Regions from separate parts of the Homo sapiens genome. Here all the other regions are linked to region 1. The links are chromatin contacts, found by Hi-C or POLR2A ChIA-PET in ENCODE. All regions are on one chromosome and are shown on one strand. The core of a region is the stretch at or near the end of the contact, and the rest is flanking DNA. Distances in the headings are between cores, read along the strand shown.

The links. Hi-C counts contacts between places; a loop is a spot of excess contacts on that map. ChIA-PET counts read pairs that join two places held with the same protein, here RNA polymerase II (POLR2A). Pooled maps may share reads with other maps.
Region 2: a map of B cell shows a loop between it and region 1 (35-fold over the local background). The contact joins the promoter of LCORL here to the promoter of WDR1 in region 1. A Hi-C loop is called at or near these places in 4 of 168 maps with a recorded cell type or tissue (B cell, CD4-positive, alpha-beta memory T cell and naive thymus-derived CD4-positive, alpha-beta T cell), 2 of 37 single-sample maps with no recorded cell type and 13 of 50 pooled maps. POLR2A ChIA-PET finds 5 or more read pairs at or near these places in 1 of 52 experiments (B cell).
Region 3: a loop to region 1 is called in a map of naive thymus-derived CD4-positive, alpha-beta T cell, with 9 times the contacts of the local background. The contact joins the promoter of TAPT1 here to the promoter of WDR1 in region 1. A Hi-C loop is called at or near these places in 2 of 168 maps with a recorded cell type or tissue (both naive thymus-derived CD4-positive, alpha-beta T cell), 3 of 37 single-sample maps with no recorded cell type and 15 of 50 pooled maps. POLR2A ChIA-PET finds 5 or more read pairs at or near these places in 1 of 52 experiments (HEK293T).
Region 4: a map with no recorded cell type shows a loop between it and region 1 (9-fold over the local background). The contact joins the promoter of CD38 here to the promoter of WDR1 in region 1. A Hi-C loop is called at or near these places in 4 of 37 single-sample maps with no recorded cell type and 4 of 50 pooled maps. POLR2A ChIA-PET finds 5 or more read pairs at or near these places in 1 of 52 experiments (B cell).
Region 5: a map of B cell shows a loop between it and region 1 (10-fold over the local background). The contact joins the promoter of FBXL5 here to the promoter of WDR1 in region 1. A Hi-C loop is called at or near these places in 2 of 168 maps with a recorded cell type or tissue (B cell and CD8-positive, alpha-beta T cell), 3 of 37 single-sample maps with no recorded cell type and 14 of 50 pooled maps.

What each region holds. Positions count from the first base shown.
Region 1 is chr4:10,115,358-10,118,199 of GRCh38, forward strand. It overlaps WDR1 (WD repeat domain 1), which reads right to left and starts at 1,442. Exons shown (of 15, transcript NM_017491.5): 1 at 1,294-1,442; 2 at 756-877. The coding sequence starts at 1,309. LOC124900666 (a long non-coding RNA gene) reads left to right here and starts at 1,732. Exons shown (of 2, transcript XR_007058030.1): 1 at 1,732-2,842. It also overlaps the pseudogene RNA5SP155. RefSeq lists enhancers at 299-1,103, 754-903, 2,674-2,773 and silencers at 984-1,133, 1,214-1,623, 1,634-1,753.
Region 2 is chr4:18,020,283-18,023,124 of GRCh38, forward strand. It overlaps LCORL (ligand dependent nuclear receptor corepressor like), which reads right to left and starts at 1,473. Exons shown (of 8, transcript NM_001394446.1): 1 at 1,316-1,473. The coding sequence starts at 1,469. RefSeq lists silencers at 685-1,014, 1,335-1,794 and an enhancer at 1,845-2,104.
Region 3 is chr4:16,225,067-16,227,908 of GRCh38, forward strand. It overlaps TAPT1 (transmembrane anterior posterior transformation 1), which reads right to left and starts at 1,405. Exons shown (of 14, transcript NM_153365.3): 1 at 1,193-1,405. The coding sequence starts at 1,391. It overlaps TAPT1-AS1 (TAPT1 antisense RNA 1), which reads left to right and starts at 1,597. Exons shown (of 3, transcript NR_027697.1): 1 at 1,597-2,111. RefSeq lists silencers at 958-1,337, 1,448-1,497, 1,508-1,607, 1,618-1,687, 1,748-1,947 and an enhancer at 2,458-2,517.
Region 4 is chr4:15,776,886-15,779,727 of GRCh38, forward strand. It overlaps CD38 (CD38 molecule), which reads left to right and starts at 1,443. Exons shown (of 8, transcript NM_001775.4): 1 at 1,443-1,762. The coding sequence starts at 1,530. RefSeq lists enhancers at 1,228-1,870, 1,282-1,781 and silencers at 1,912-1,961, 2,152-2,201.
Region 5 is chr4:15,653,867-15,656,708 of GRCh38, forward strand. FBXL5 (F-box and leucine rich repeat protein 5) reads right to left here and starts at 1,491. Exons shown (of 11, transcript NM_012161.4): 1 at 1,338-1,491. The coding sequence starts at 1,421. It also overlaps a transcript of FAM200B not described here. RefSeq lists silencers at 926-1,145, 1,176-1,245, 1,384-1,561, 1,486-1,595 and an enhancer at 1,896-2,015.

The DNA.
Region 1 (2,842 bases), core at 192-2,691:
GCCTTTTCAGCCTGGGTACCGGAGGCTTGCAGAGAATGATTCATGGGAAAACACTGCTTCCTGTTTTTGCTTTGGGGCTTAGATCCATGGTGGCAGATCTGGCTGGCCCAGAGGCCCGGGTGTTTTTCCGGGCTCTGCCATACTGGAAGACCAGGGTATTAACAGCGAGTTAGCTGAGTGCCATTCCATTCAGCAAGGGCTCAAAGTGCACCAGGCACCGCTGGGCTTGAGGGACGCCAGCAGCTCATTCATTCCATCTGCCCAGCCAGCAGGCGAAGCGAGAGTGGTCATCATCTCATCATCTGTTTTACAGACGAGAAAACTGGGGCTCAGAGATGCCCAAATCGCCAATCTTCTCAAGGTCACGCAGCGGCCGACCGGGTCAGTCTGATCCCTCAAATCCGGAGCCCTTGCTTTTAAGGAATGAACTAATCTAATCTCCCATCCACGTACTAACCAGGCCTGACCGTGCTTAGCTTCCAAGATCAGAGGCGATCCGGCGCTTTCAGGGTGCTATGACCGTAGACAGAAACGAACTAAGACTCAGTTTCCTCATCAAGAAGGAGCAGACAAGGACCTGGGTGAATCTGAGGCCGGCTTCCGGGGCTCCGAGGTGTGGCTCCCGGTAGAGGGGGCGTGGCGCCCTCACCCTCCCCGGGCCAATGGGCAGGAGGTGAGAAGTGGAGAGGAAGGCGAATTATCCCATCCCAAGGTGGCTCCGGAGCAGAACCGCGCCCGGGGTAGGGGGTACTCACGTCGATGTTCCTTAGGATGACGCACTTTCCATTGGTGTACAGAAAATTGTTGCCCTTAGGGTCGCCGCCGATGATCTTGGAGACGCCCCTCTCCACCTGCGGGAGGCTGGCGAACACCTTCTCTGCGGAGACACAAATGCGGCGGGGCATGTCAGGGCAGGGCGGGGACGGCGGGGACAGAAGGGAGAAGGAGCCCCGGACCGGTCTCGGCCGGTCACCTGTTGACTGCGCCGGGAGGGCGGCCTCCACTTTCCACGAGCGCCAGGAACCGCGCGACTTCCTGGTCCGCGCCCCGGGCCAGGCCCTTGGGGGCAGCGGGGCTCCTCCGGCTCGGCCCACGGCGCCAACTTGGGGGCGCACCCCCCGTCGGGGGTCCCGCCCTGCACCACCGAGGGCGGCCCCGCCACGCCTCCGGCCGGCGCCCGCACCCCTCCCCCGCGCCGAGGACTCCCCCGCCACCCGCACGGCGCCTAGGGGCCGGGGACCGGGGCCGGGGCAGCGCGGCGGCCGCTCGGGGGCCCCGCGCCGCGGCACTTACTGATCTCGTACGGCATCCTCGCCCACTTGTTACCGCGCCGCGCTCGCCGAGAGCCTCCGGGGCCGGCCCGCGCTGCGAATTACACCTCGCCGAGGCCGAGCCCGGGGACTGGAGCCGGAAGGCGGCACCGGGCGTGCCGGGAGTGGAGTGGGCGGTCCGAGGCCGGGGCTCAGAGGCCAGCTCGCGCCTGCCCTGCGCGCTGTGGTTGCGGACGCCCCGAACCCGGAAGCGCGGTCCCGCGCGCGGCTCGCCCCCAGCTTTGACCATATATAGTCAAGCGCTCGGCTCGGCGGCTGCGGTCCCGGCGAGCCTGCGCGGACCTGGCGCTCCCCTCCCCCGCCGGCCCCGGCCCCGCCTCCGCCTTGCTCGCCCCGCCCCGGAAGTGACGTATAGCACGCCCCGCGGGCCCTTGAAAAGGCGGCGCAGACAAGCAGCCGCGTCAGAATGCTTCTGGGAGTCGGGGGGTGGGTGCCTTTCTGTTGCTAGCTTGTAGGAGAAGCTGGGCTGTAGGAAGTTTATTTGCGGGGGGGTCTTAAAGACGCTGAAAGTACTGGCGGGCTTTGGTGGGGGTCTGGAAAAACCTCTCTGTACCTGTGACCGCGTTGCGTGGCGGGCGCTCCCCGGCCTCTCCTTTTTGACCGGTCCCGGGCGTTGCCCAGCCGCCAGTCCTCCTGCTCGGGTTTTGTAAGCAGGAGAGGGATGCTTTTTACGTCTTCTTAAAGTACGGTTAAGTGCCCTTGCTTGAAGTAGTTGCTGGCAACAAGAACGTAGGGGTTACTCTTTGTTGGGCCTGAACTCGTGCTTTTTCTCTCAAAAGTTGAGCTTTTGAAAGGCAAAAAAGGCGTGGGGGATGGGGGAGCTGTCGGTCTTAAGGAAGTTAAAGGTTATTTCCTAAACAAAACAAGTCTCACTCCTAAAACCAGGGTAGTGGCTCAGTTGTGGCGGGAGAGCAGGGGCTGTAAAGTGTCCAAGTTTCTAGTCTCATCTTTCAGTAGGATGGGTACAAGCTTTCCCCTTGGGGCTCTGGGGGCTGGGAGGGTTGTAAAAGTGGGAGAAAGCAAAGTATTTGGCGGGGTGCGGGCGGGTAGCTGAATGTTGTTGTAAGTGGAAGAGGAATGCTGTTGGCGTCTTTCTCTAAGCACGGTTAAGTGCTTTTTCTTGAAGTAGTTACTGGCAACAAGAACGTAAGGGTTACTCTTTGTTAGGCCTGAACTCGTGCTTTTTCTCAAAAGTTTAGCTTTTGAAAGGCAAAAGTGGGGGTGGGGGCGCTGCTGCTTTTAAGGAAGTTAAAGGTTATTTCCTAAGAAAGCAAAACAAGCCCCACTTGTAAAACCCGGGTAGTGGCTCAGCTGGAGAGCAGGCGCTGTGAAGTGTACAAGTTTCTAGTCTCATCTTTCAGTAGAATGGGTACAAGCTTTCCCTCGGGGCTCTGGGGGTGGGAGGGTTGTAAAAGTGGGAGAAAGCAAAGTACGTGGGTGGGGGGTAGCTAAATGTTGTTGTAAGCGGGAGATGGATGCTTTTGGCGTCTTTAAGCACGGTTAACTGCCCT
Region 2 (2,842 bases), core at 223-2,722, 7.9 Mb after region 1:
GCCAGAGCAGATGGAAACAAGGTAAGAGAGTTGTTTTCTTAAGACACTAGGGTTACTCCCCAACTCCAAATGCCAAGATTCACTCGCCAGTAGAGCAAGCTGCTGCCACTATCCACTGCTTACACAATACAACCTTCCTTTCTACCTCTTCCCCTACACTCCCACCCATAACCCCCTTCCAAAACAAACACCCACAACGCGCCCCATTCCATAATCCGTGTTCGCCCCTCTAAGCCCACTAAACCAACCTGCTGGATAACAGCTCTATGCATTCGTCTTAGGCAAAAAAAGAAAAAAAAAAAAGCGACTGCAGCAAGGTCGGGAGTCCCACCATTCCTGTCACCCTAAACAATCCACAGGGTGAGAGCCCCAAGCCCAGAAGTTTGAGGCAAAACGATTCAGATCCAACCAAAAAGAGGGAATTGCAGTTGAATGGGGATGGGAGGTGGGGAGGGCGATGCGTATGCGTGTATATGTGTGTGTGTGTGTAAGGAAGAGTCCATCACATGACAGTGAAAGAGGACCAGAGTCGTCGGGGCGTCCGCAAGCAGACGGGGGGGAGGGTGTCGTTGCCGTGGCAACACCCCCCATCCGTCCAGACTTCCAAAGAGGGAGGAAGAACTTCAAATCCCAACCGTCAGCGCTCAAGCGGCTCCTTCTTAAAGGGGTACACACAGCGCCGCCGCCGAGCGCGAGAGGGCAGAGTTGGGCGCCCCCCGCCCCTCGGACGACGCCCCCGCCGCCCCTCGCCCCCAGCCGGCCCATCAGCGGCCCCCGCCCTGCGAGTGCCCGTGGGTCTCCAGGTCCAGGTCCCCGGGAACTGGCCGCGTCTGCTCACCCGGCCCCCGGCGGCGACAAGGGGGTGTGTGTGCGCTCGGCGGGGGCGCGGACCAGCCCGCCTTCCTCCGGCCGCCCTGCCCGCCGGCTCTCCTCCGCCAGGGCGCCGACCCACCGGGCCGCTTCCTCCGTCCTGTCAGGGTGGACGGCGGGCGACGGCGGGCAGCGACGGGCGCCGAGGAGTTTCGGGGAGAGAGCGAGCGGGCGGCTTCCGCGGGGGCTCAGCAAGCGGGTCCAAACTAACAGTTCCCGGGGAGCCCAAGAGCTGGGAAGGCGAAGGAGCGCGGACCGCGCCGGGCCAGCAGCCCGCAAGACAAAAGGCGAGCGCCGGGGCCGCCGCGCCGCGCCGCTCCCATCTCGCTCCCCCACCGAACTAACCCGAACGGGAGATTCAACTAAACCCCTCAGCCACAAACTCCTCGGGCTGCGACAGCGGTCGCCGCGCGGAGCCCGGGGCCCCGGCCCGCGTCTCTCTTACCTACACAGTGCATGAGGCGGTGGCGCCAAGAGTCGAGTTCCCGCCGGAATCCTCTTCTCTCCGCCGCGCACCGAGGGCTCCGGCACTGAGCGGCGGCGGCGGCGGCGGCAGCAGCGGCGGCGGCAGCGGCCATTCTCTCTCTTCCCTTGTCCATCTGCGTCCCGCGTCACGCGCCCTCATTTACATACGAGCAGCGCAGGCACGAGGCAGGGGCGCGAGCCCTCGGCGCGAGCCCCGGAGCGCGCGCCCCCCGGAGGGGGGTTGATTGACACGTGTCACTACCTTCCCTCTGCCCTGCCCTCCCCCTCCCACCGCTCCCTCAGGGAGAGGCGGGGAGGGAGCCAGAGGAGAAGGAAGCAACCTGCCGCTTCCGCTGACCCCGCCTCCCCACCCACTACCCTCCTCCCCCTCCCGCTGGAGTTTACTCAGGCGAGCCATACCGCTCCCGCCGCCCGCGAAAACCCTGAGCGGGAGCGAGAGACCCGGAGCCCAGCCAGGAACCGGCGTGCTAGTGGAGCGGACTAGCAACGCCTACTTTCTGCCTTCACTACGGGACTCCGACAGTCCGGAGACTTCACTTCCCAGGCTCCATTTCGCCAGGATCCCGAAGCTGAACTTGGCGCCGTGGCGCGTTGCTTGCCGGTCATTGTAGTCCAGAAGAAAGGATTTTTTTTGTTTGTTTGTTTTTCTTCCCCCCCGCACTTGGGTATGCAGGCTGGCCTGCAACTTCTCTGCGCCGCGCCGCTGGGGGGCTGAGTCTGTCGCTCCCTGCGCCCGGAACCATGCGCTGCCCGGTGGCCGGGTCTGACCCGACTGCTTTAGCTTCCTTAGGCTCCGCGATAGAAGGGTGGTGGAAGCCGCAAGAGTTGTCGGCTCCTTGTGGGTTCAGGCTGCGCTTTGCGTTTTAAGTGCTGGAAACTTTCCGGGGTCGCTGTCTTCCTGTCACTCCGCAGGGAAAGGGCAAGCCGGTCATTCGGCTACATCTGGAATAACTGCCAAACGTCCAGAGAGAGATCCCGGAGTGACTTCGGTATTCAAGGCGAAGAGATCTCGGAAAGCCAGAATATTTGCAAGGACTAGGAAAAAGATGCGGGTTTTTTTCACTGAAAATTACTTGCAGGGGACTGGGTGTAGCCGGCTGAAAACTGCAGAAGGAAAATTTTCTTTATAAGCTCCTGGAGGGCAGCGACCCACTGAGATCTCTGTACCGTGACATCTGTCACTCGCTAGACCCTAGTACAGTGCGTGACACGGGATTAAGCACTTTACAAAGGTTAATGGAATGAATTCTACCACGTGCTAGAGAAAATAACTTCTTCAGAGAGAGCTAGAGAGGAATCTTACGTTTAAATACAGACTCCAATCACAGTTTTTACTTTTGCACCAGAGCGATTGTGCGTTTGTTTCCGTATAAGTGCAGTTTATCAAGCCGAAGCTAAGCTACCCAACGTTTGCTAAGAAGTACTGTGTATTTCTGGAAATTTATTCACAAGTCTGTGGGAAATATGTTTAATTCTTCTTGGAAAT
Region 3 (2,842 bases), core at 155-2,654, 6.1 Mb after region 1:
CTCTTGAAAGCAAATGTTTAACTGAGAACTAAACCAAATAAAGTATGGTTGAGAATTTTTAAGTGGTTAATTGAAAAAGACCAAACAAGACCGTCTGTAATTTTCCAAAAATATAGACTGCTTCAAATAGAACCTACGTCCAGTTCTGGGAATCAGCAAATCAATTAGAATCGCATCTGATCAACTTTATGCCCCTTAAGTAGTTTTAAAATTTCAGTACTCAAGTACAATCAATGATGTAATCAGCCTCACAACTTAGTTATTTGCATGAACTTCAGGAAATAACGGCTAACACAGCCCCTTTTGGACAACAGAAGTAATTTTTTAGTTGGAAGAAATTTAATGGAGTTATGGTTCAGTTGCTGTTTACAGCTTGAGAATTAAAACGTTGGGTTCACTCTATATTCAAGAAGACATCCATCTCAAAACCTTTTTTCATTTAAAACTAATCTGTAACTGCAATATGAATACAAATGCAAGTTTTAAAAATTCTTTTAAAATGAGAATAAAAACCTACAGCTTATAGAAACTGTAACATTGTAACAATACGTTTAAAACTGGTCATTGAATGTAGGATTCATAAGTACACATTTTCTCATCTAGTAATTTTTTTGGCATAAGTTTCAGTTCAGGAAAAGTTCAGATGCAACATTTTATGGAGTGTTAAATATTTCTGTACTGGGCAAAACTACTGAACTTCATGGTCACTACCACACCGTCAGCTGTCTGTGAAAAATCTACTTGCAGGGCAAGTTAACAGGTTTCTATGGCTCAAGTTTGCTTAAAATACAGAACAAAAAAAGTCACCTTGGCATGAATATAATTAAGAAATCAGCCGTGTGCTTCTCACGTTTGGGCTCCGAGACGTGGGAGATGCCCGCTAACCTAAGACCTTCCGAGGGCGATGCAAGGACCCGGACAGAACTTTCCCGGCCGCAGACCCCTTCTAGGGCACACCTGGCCTGGCGCGGCCGCGGGGGCCTCGGGGCTGCGCGCGCAACCCGCCCGAGGAACTGTCAACGGCCGCGGAGCCTCGGCAGCCTCGGCGGCTCCGCGCGCCCACAGCCTGGGGAGCCCCGGGAGGCAACGGCAGCCGCGCGGCTCGGGGGCCGGGGTTCCAAGGCGCCCCCGCCGCCCTCGGTCCCCAGTCCGCCCCTCGGAGCCCGCCACGGCCTAGCGCCGCCCGCCTCACCTGTGCGGCCCCGGCGCCTCTCCCGCCGCCGGTCGCTCTCGTAGAAGCCCAGCGTCTCTGTGAGCTGAGGCGCCGGCGGGGGCCCCTGTCCGCCGCTGCCGCCCGGCTGCTCCGCCTCGCCGCGGCCGTCCCGCTGCGGGCCGTCCACGCCGCCACCGCCGCCTTCTCCCGGAGCGGCCGCGTCGCCGACGCCCGCCATGTTCCGAGCACAACAAACTGTCCCCGCCGCCTCCCTCCAGCCTCTGCCTCCGGCCGGCCCCCTCCCCGCCTCGCCCCGCCCCTCGCCGGAGCCCGAGCCGCCGCCGCCGCCGCCGCCATCCGCGGCCCGCCGACCGGCGCGAGCCATTGGCGTCAGCGACGCGTGTGAGGCCGCTGCCGCCGCCGCCGCCGCCACGGTAGCCGCCATCTTCTTCCTGCCCTCGCCGTGGCGGGCGACGGTTTCTCGCGCCGTGGCTGGCTCGGCCGGCCGGGGCACCGCGCCGGGCTCCATGCAGCCGGGCTGCGCGGTCCCGCAGAGCGGGCGCCTCCGGGGCTCGAGTCGGGGACCCGGCAGGAGCGGGCCGGGGATGGCGGCGGCGGGCGGCGGGTCGGCCGTGGAGCCCCGGAGAGGCGGCCGCCACCACCGCTGCCCGCAGTCTGCGAGGTGTCCGGCGGTCCGCTCAGGGCCTCTTTTGCAGACTCGGTGCCCGGAGTGCGCCGGCGCCGCCCGCCAGGTCTTGGCACTGCTGGCGCGGCCGCGGCGGCGGGGGCCCGGCTCCAGATCACCGACCCCCACGAGCGCCGGCCCTGCCTGCCCGCTATTTTGGTTCCATCTCTTCTGCATATTTATGCTTGCCTGTTACATTCCCTGGCCTCTGAGTGTCCTTTGGCAGTTTCCAAAGCATTTGGGCAAGAAGGAGCTTGGGCAGCTTCACAACAGGTGGGGACGCGCAGGGGAGGGGCCGCGGCCGGACCGGCAGAGTTTCAAGGGCTGGCGCGCCGGCGGACTTTCCACACTGTCTTTCGGGACTGGGGTTAGGAGACAGCCCTTGGCCACCACTGTGTCCTTACTTTGTCGCTTTACTTGGGGCTGGACCTCCCCTTTCCAGCTCTGGCGTGTGACCCCGCAACGAGCGTGGTGTCGAGACCACCACCAGCTGGGGCGGTGGGAGCGAAGGTGCCCCAGGCTCGGGGAAGGTGGAAACCTTTTCCCCGCTCCCCAAGTGATTGTTGCGCGCTCCGGTGAGGGGACAGTGGTACCTCGATTTCCCGTGTGCCAGCTTCGGGACTCAGCTGTGCTTTTGTGTCTCTTTGATTAGCAAAAGCAAAACGAATTCCTCCCCGAACACTAAGCTTCCTGGAAACTTCCCTAGACCTAAACTTGAGAACCGCATATAAATGGGCCTTGAGGGTTCTGTCGTCAGTAGCGGGTTACGTGATTGCAAACGAGCAAGTTTAAAACGGAGTGGGCTTTGGGCTGCAGAGCCGCCTGGCATTCTGACAGCTGAGCAGGAGGCAGAGGTGAGAGTCCAAGATGGACTAAAAATGTCCCAGCAGCTGGGAGCCCAACCTCGGCCCAACCTCGTTGAAAGGAGGAACATTCGGTGCAGCCGTCGGAACCTTATTATTTATGAAAGGGGACAGCTCACAGGATTACATTTTTCTAAGCCA
Region 4 (2,842 bases), core at 193-2,692, 5.7 Mb after region 1:
GTACATATACACCAGGGAATACTGTGCAGCCACAAAAAGGAACGAGATCATGTCCTTTGCAGGGACATGGATGGAGCTGGAAGCCATTATCCTCAGCAAACTAACACAGGAACAGAAAACCAAGCACTGCATGTTCTCACTTATAAGTGGGAGCTGAACAATGAACACAGGGAGGGGAACAACACACACTGGGGCCTGTTGGGGAGAGTGGAGGGAGGGAGAGCATCAGAAAGAATAGCTAAAACATGAGGGGCTTAATACCTAAGCAATGGATTGATAGGTGCAGCAAACCACCATGGCACACATTTACCTATGTAACAACTCTGCACGTCCTGTACATGTATCCCAGAACTTAAAACAAAATAAAAAAGATAAAAAATAAATAAAACACACAGTCCAAAAAGTCATCCTGTCTTACAGAGCTATGGGTGATCTGGTCTCCTGCTACTTTCCGAACTTCTGTTCTGTTTCCCTCAACCCTCTAGCCTAACTACAATTGGCCTCCTTGCTGCTCTGGAACAGGCCAAGAGCTTTTCTGCCTCAGAGTCTTTGCACCTGCCATTTCCTCTGCTTGGGAAATGTTTGCCCCAAGGGAGTTGGGTGACTTGATCGCTCACATTACTTAGGTCTCTGCTTGAATGTCACAGATGTTCTCTTAATAAAGAAGAGGCAAGAAAAGCCACTTTATTATTTATTAAACTCCCGCATAGAGTGCAGTATTATTACTGTGTGCCAGACCCTGCTTCAAACACATTCCATGGACTATAAAATTGCATCTCTGAGCAGCTCCTAGAGCTGGTAGTAACAACTTACATTTACTGGGTGATTACCATGTGCCAGGTATTGTGCTAAACACGTTGTAGATATTAACTCACTTAATCCTCGTAACAATCCCATGAAGTAGGTACTGCTACTATCCCGGCTTTACATCTGAAGTACAGAGAGGTTAAGTAACTTGCCCCATGTCATCCAGCAAGAACTAAATTTGAACCCAGAGCTTAGCCACTGATGCCTCTTGAGAGAAGGAGTCAGACTTAAGTTGAGTCTTTAAAGGTGGTTGACCAGGCATTTGTCAGAGTTAAGAAAGAGAGGTAGGACATCCTTTTCCAGGCAGAGGGCATTGTGTGCACACACGTATAGAAGCAGGCAGCCCACCCTCATGCTTTCCAGGAAGCAAATGTGGCTCAGGTGTAAAGTGCCCGGTTGATGAAGGGAGTTAGCGGAGGGAGTATAAGGATGTACTGTCTGCCCCCTTAGGACACCTGCAGAGGATTAAGGTGGCTGTTTCTCCCTGGAGGTGGAGTGGGTGGGTCACTGCACAGGAGCCTATAGTTGTTGGTCTTTTAAACTCTTATTGGTGTAACCAGCCACGGAACTCTGAGGCAAGGGGTTGGGGGTGGGAAGGGAAACAGAGAAAAGGCAAGTGAAACAGAAGGGGAGGTGCAGTTTCAGAACCCAGCCAGCCTCTCTCTTGCTGCCTAGCCTCCTGCCGGCCTCATCTTCGCCCAGCCAACCCCGCCTGGAGCCCTATGGCCAACTGCGAGTTCAGCCCGGTGTCCGGGGACAAACCCTGCTGCCGGCTCTCTAGGAGAGCCCAACTCTGTCTTGGCGTCAGTATCCTGGTCCTGATCCTCGTCGTGGTGCTCGCGGTGGTCGTCCCGAGGTGGCGCCAGCAGTGGAGCGGTCCGGGCACCACCAAGCGCTTTCCCGAGACCGTCCTGGCGCGATGCGTCAAGTACACTGAAATTCATCCTGAGATGAGGTGGGTTGGCGACTAAGGCGCACCGGTGGGCACTGCGGGGACAGCAGGGCCCCGCGCGCAGGGAAGCCGCCCGGATCGCCCGGAACCGGGCATCTTCCGTGGCGGGTCAGCCGAGAGCCCGCCGGGTGGTGCTGAGTAGGGAGTCCCGGGCTCGGGGCTCCGCGGGCCGCTTTCAGGAGCAGCTGGCCTTGGCACCGAGCGTGCCCGCGGGAGGCGGGGGGGGGCGCTGCTCGGTGGCTCTGCTGCGTAGCCGGTGAACACTTGGCACCGATGCCCGCCTTCTGGGCAAGGTGCCCTGAGCCCAGCCCCTCGCCGGGCTGCAGCCCACCCTCGGCGCGCTCAGCCCGCTTCACCGCTTCAGGGACGGAATAGAACTCGCAGATGCAGGGTGTCGCTGACATTTTCAACTTTTTCTGCGGTTTCCGCCCGCTGTCTCTGACCCGAAAGTGCCCCCGGACGGTTACAGAGGACACTTAAGTGGTTTGCAAAGCCTGTGGTAGGGGAGGAGGGTGTAGAAGGGCCAAACCACGGAACTTAGTTTTATTCATTTATATAAAGCAGCACTCCGATTCTTTTTGCGCGGCCTGAAATGCATGTGACCAGAGAAGTAATTAACAAAACAATGTCAACTTCTAAAACCGAGACATTACTTAGATGATAAGGCGCAGCAACTCGGTGAATCTGTACAAACCTTGGAAAAAAAACACATTAGTCTATGGGACCTTCCAGTTTTCTCATGCTCCTTTCCAGCTACTAACCTCTCCTAAAGGGAACAACCACTTTTTGGATTTGATTCCCAGGCCTCGCTTTCACCGGGAAATTATCGTTGCTTGTAAAACAGAAGAAGCCGGGAAGGCAGGCAGGGGGAGCTGCTACTTTACACTCTGTGCTTTGGGATAGCAAAATCCCGCATTTAAGCAATCCGAGGAAACGAGCAAATAGACCTCCCTCGCCTCTCCGAGCACACTCAACAGTTCCGGTTGCAAAATGTTTGCCTCCTGGGCTTCCCAGCGTCCCGTTAGTTGTTCTATTTACACATAATTAGATACTTAATGGAGAGAGAAACTAGAAGTTGAGGCG
Region 5 (2,842 bases), core at 241-2,740, 5.5 Mb after region 1:
TGGGTGAAATCCTAATTTTAGTGACCTAGACATCAGGACTTCTAATAGTTTTTAGTTTAAGGCTAATAAGCAACCAAGGTTGCAAACCATTGTCCTAGACAGTCCTGGTGTTTCCAACTCATGTGAACTGGGTGTTTCTAAATTTTCAGAATGGAGGGAGGGAGAAGATGGAGTGCTAAGATTTGAAATTCAACGTCACTGCTTTAAATTGCTGGTCTTGAGTGTGGCCTAACAGTGAATACCCTGGGCATCCTCCAATCGCCTGGCTGAGCTATGAAACACCCCTCTTTTCTGTAGACAATGGTTCTGCATAATGCTATGCAATTTCTGAGAATTCCTAAAAGTTGATTTCTATGCTTAAACAGTAGTCATTTGAATGCTTTATTTAGTTGGATCATTTCCACAAGAAACGGGACTGCCTGAGGTTTGCAGATATCCATGACTTTCCCCAACATAAACTGACAAATACGTGGAATGTTAATATTGTTTTAAAATCACTAGCAAAGGGCCCTGAACCATCTCCACAAAAGTGCCTCTTCAGCTTATGCTGCACCAATTATGGGCCCAAAATGGTTCTCACAGTTAAACCAACTTTTCCTGAGGCCCCCTTTATTCGAGCTCATATAAAGAAATCCAAGAGAGAATTGCTGTCTTATAACAAAATCTACATCCAGTAAGTGTTCAGGGCAATAAAAGTTGCAAGGAAAACGATAACGACACATGAAGAGTGAAGGTTCTTCAGTTCTAAACTTGGCTTTTCTCCCAAATCAAACCAGTGAAGAAAGCCGGGGGTAAAAGGAACCGGGTAGCTGGGAGACGCTGCAGTTCCAGCCAGGAAGCCAGCGAGAGGTGCAGAGGATGGGTGGGTGTCTGCACGGAGAGCCCCGAACAGGCCCGGGGGAGTGACGGGGGACGGGAACAACTACTCGGTGCAGATGGGAGTCCACCGCAGGTGGCCGGCCGGGGCACCCAGGGCTTCGAGGAGGTAGGGCCGCTCTCCTTAGAGGCAGCAGCGGGAGTCCCAGCGCGGCGGTGGGGCCGGCCCGAGGGCGGCCAGTGACGCCGGTAGCGCCCCTCCTCAGCCGCCAGGCCCTCGGCAGGGGACGCCGCCCGCCCCGAGAGCACGTCCGAGGCGGCGGCCAGGCCGGCTCTGCGAAGGCCTCGCAGCGGGCGGGCAGGCTGCGGGAGCGGGCGGCGCTGACAGCTGCGCAGGCGGCTACTCGCGCGGCGACGGCACGGGGCTGCGGGCGCGGCGCAGGCCAGGCCGCCCCAAGAACCCAGCCCGCTCCCCATCGCCGCCCGCACCGCCCACAGCGGGAGGCTCAGCGCTCCGTTACCTTGTCGCAGTAGAGCCCCACCAGCTGCTTCATCCGCCAGTGTGGGGCGGTGAAGACGTCCACTTCTTCAGGAAAGGGCGCCATCGCCACTGCCTCAGCCTCCGCCTCAGCAGCCGCGGCCGCCGCCTCTCCATAGACACCCTCGCCGCGGGGCAGAGGCGGCGCGCCCCCTTGCGCATGCGCCCGCCCCGTCGGCGCGCGCGCCCGGTCGGCTTGGCCGGCGGGGACGCGGGGGCGCGCAGGCCGCCGCCATGCGATCCCTGCGGCCCACGTGACCGGGCGCGCGCAGAGGCTCGCGGCTTCTGCCTCCCGCCCCCACTCTTTTCGTTTTTTGTCGTCTTCATAAGCCGCAGAAGGAACCCAAACCTTTTCCCTGTTTCTTTCACTACATGAAAGCACAGTAGCTGAGGGTAGGGGAAAGTCGTTGCAGTGGCGCTCTCGGCGCTTCTCCCGTTGCTGCCCTGCCCACCACGGCCTTGAGGAGAGGCAGCCAAGCACAATGGCCGCGGTCAGGGCCGCGAGCTCTGCTTGTGCCCACGCCCCGACGCCTGCTTGGCCTGGGTGACCAATGCTTCTGGCCAGGACCTCCGGAGCTGCCCTTCGCCTCCCTGCGATTGGCCCGTGCCAGATTTTTCCTGGGGCCGAGCGCAGACCACCCCGGCCGCCACTCAAAGGCCGGGCCTGGCTCCCACCCAGCGGTTGGTGAACCAGAGCTGCGGGCTCTGAGAGCTTCGGTCCCGGGCGGCAGCCCACAGCGGGCGCGGGGCCTGGGTGCGAGGGGCGGGGCAGAGACCGCGAGAGAGAGTTCTCGTGAAATTCGGGAGACTCAACGTGGGGGAAAAACAGTATCTGGGGATCCAGGTGCGGAAATGCACCTCAAGTGCAGGAACGCGGGTCAGGGATAGGCCCGACGGGCCTTGGGGGTGGGGAGAAGGGTGAATAATGGAAGGTTGGTGCGGGAAAGAACCTTGGTACAAATCCCGCCATTTTAAGCGGAGGTTCGGAGAGAAAACAAGGTCACTAACCCAGGAAAATGTCTGCCTCTTTCCCATAAATCGCCTGGCCCTGGCCACAGACCTCCTGGAGACTCTGTTCTCTGCTCACGCCGGTCAGTCTTAGATTGGTTGGCTGGAGTACTGCTGGACAGATAGAGAAATAGGAGAAAACAGGGAAGCCTGAGAACCTTGGGAGGAATTGTTATTTGCTTAATGGCCAGAACCTCCAGGAGGGCAAGAACCAGATATGCTGTGTTCACCCTTGTTCTCTATTATCTATCACAGTTGCAAGACAACATGGGGATCAGTAAATAGTCAACAAATAATGGAGTAGAAGAAGGTGAGAAAGAACTTTGCAGTGGAATGCACCCTATTTAGTTCTAATCTTATATTACTATATGCTATTATAGACAGTGTGAACAGTGGTTAAACCACAGACTCTGGAAGTTAAGATTCCTGGTTTTGCCAGACACTAGCTATACAACCGTTAACAAGCTATATGACTTCTTT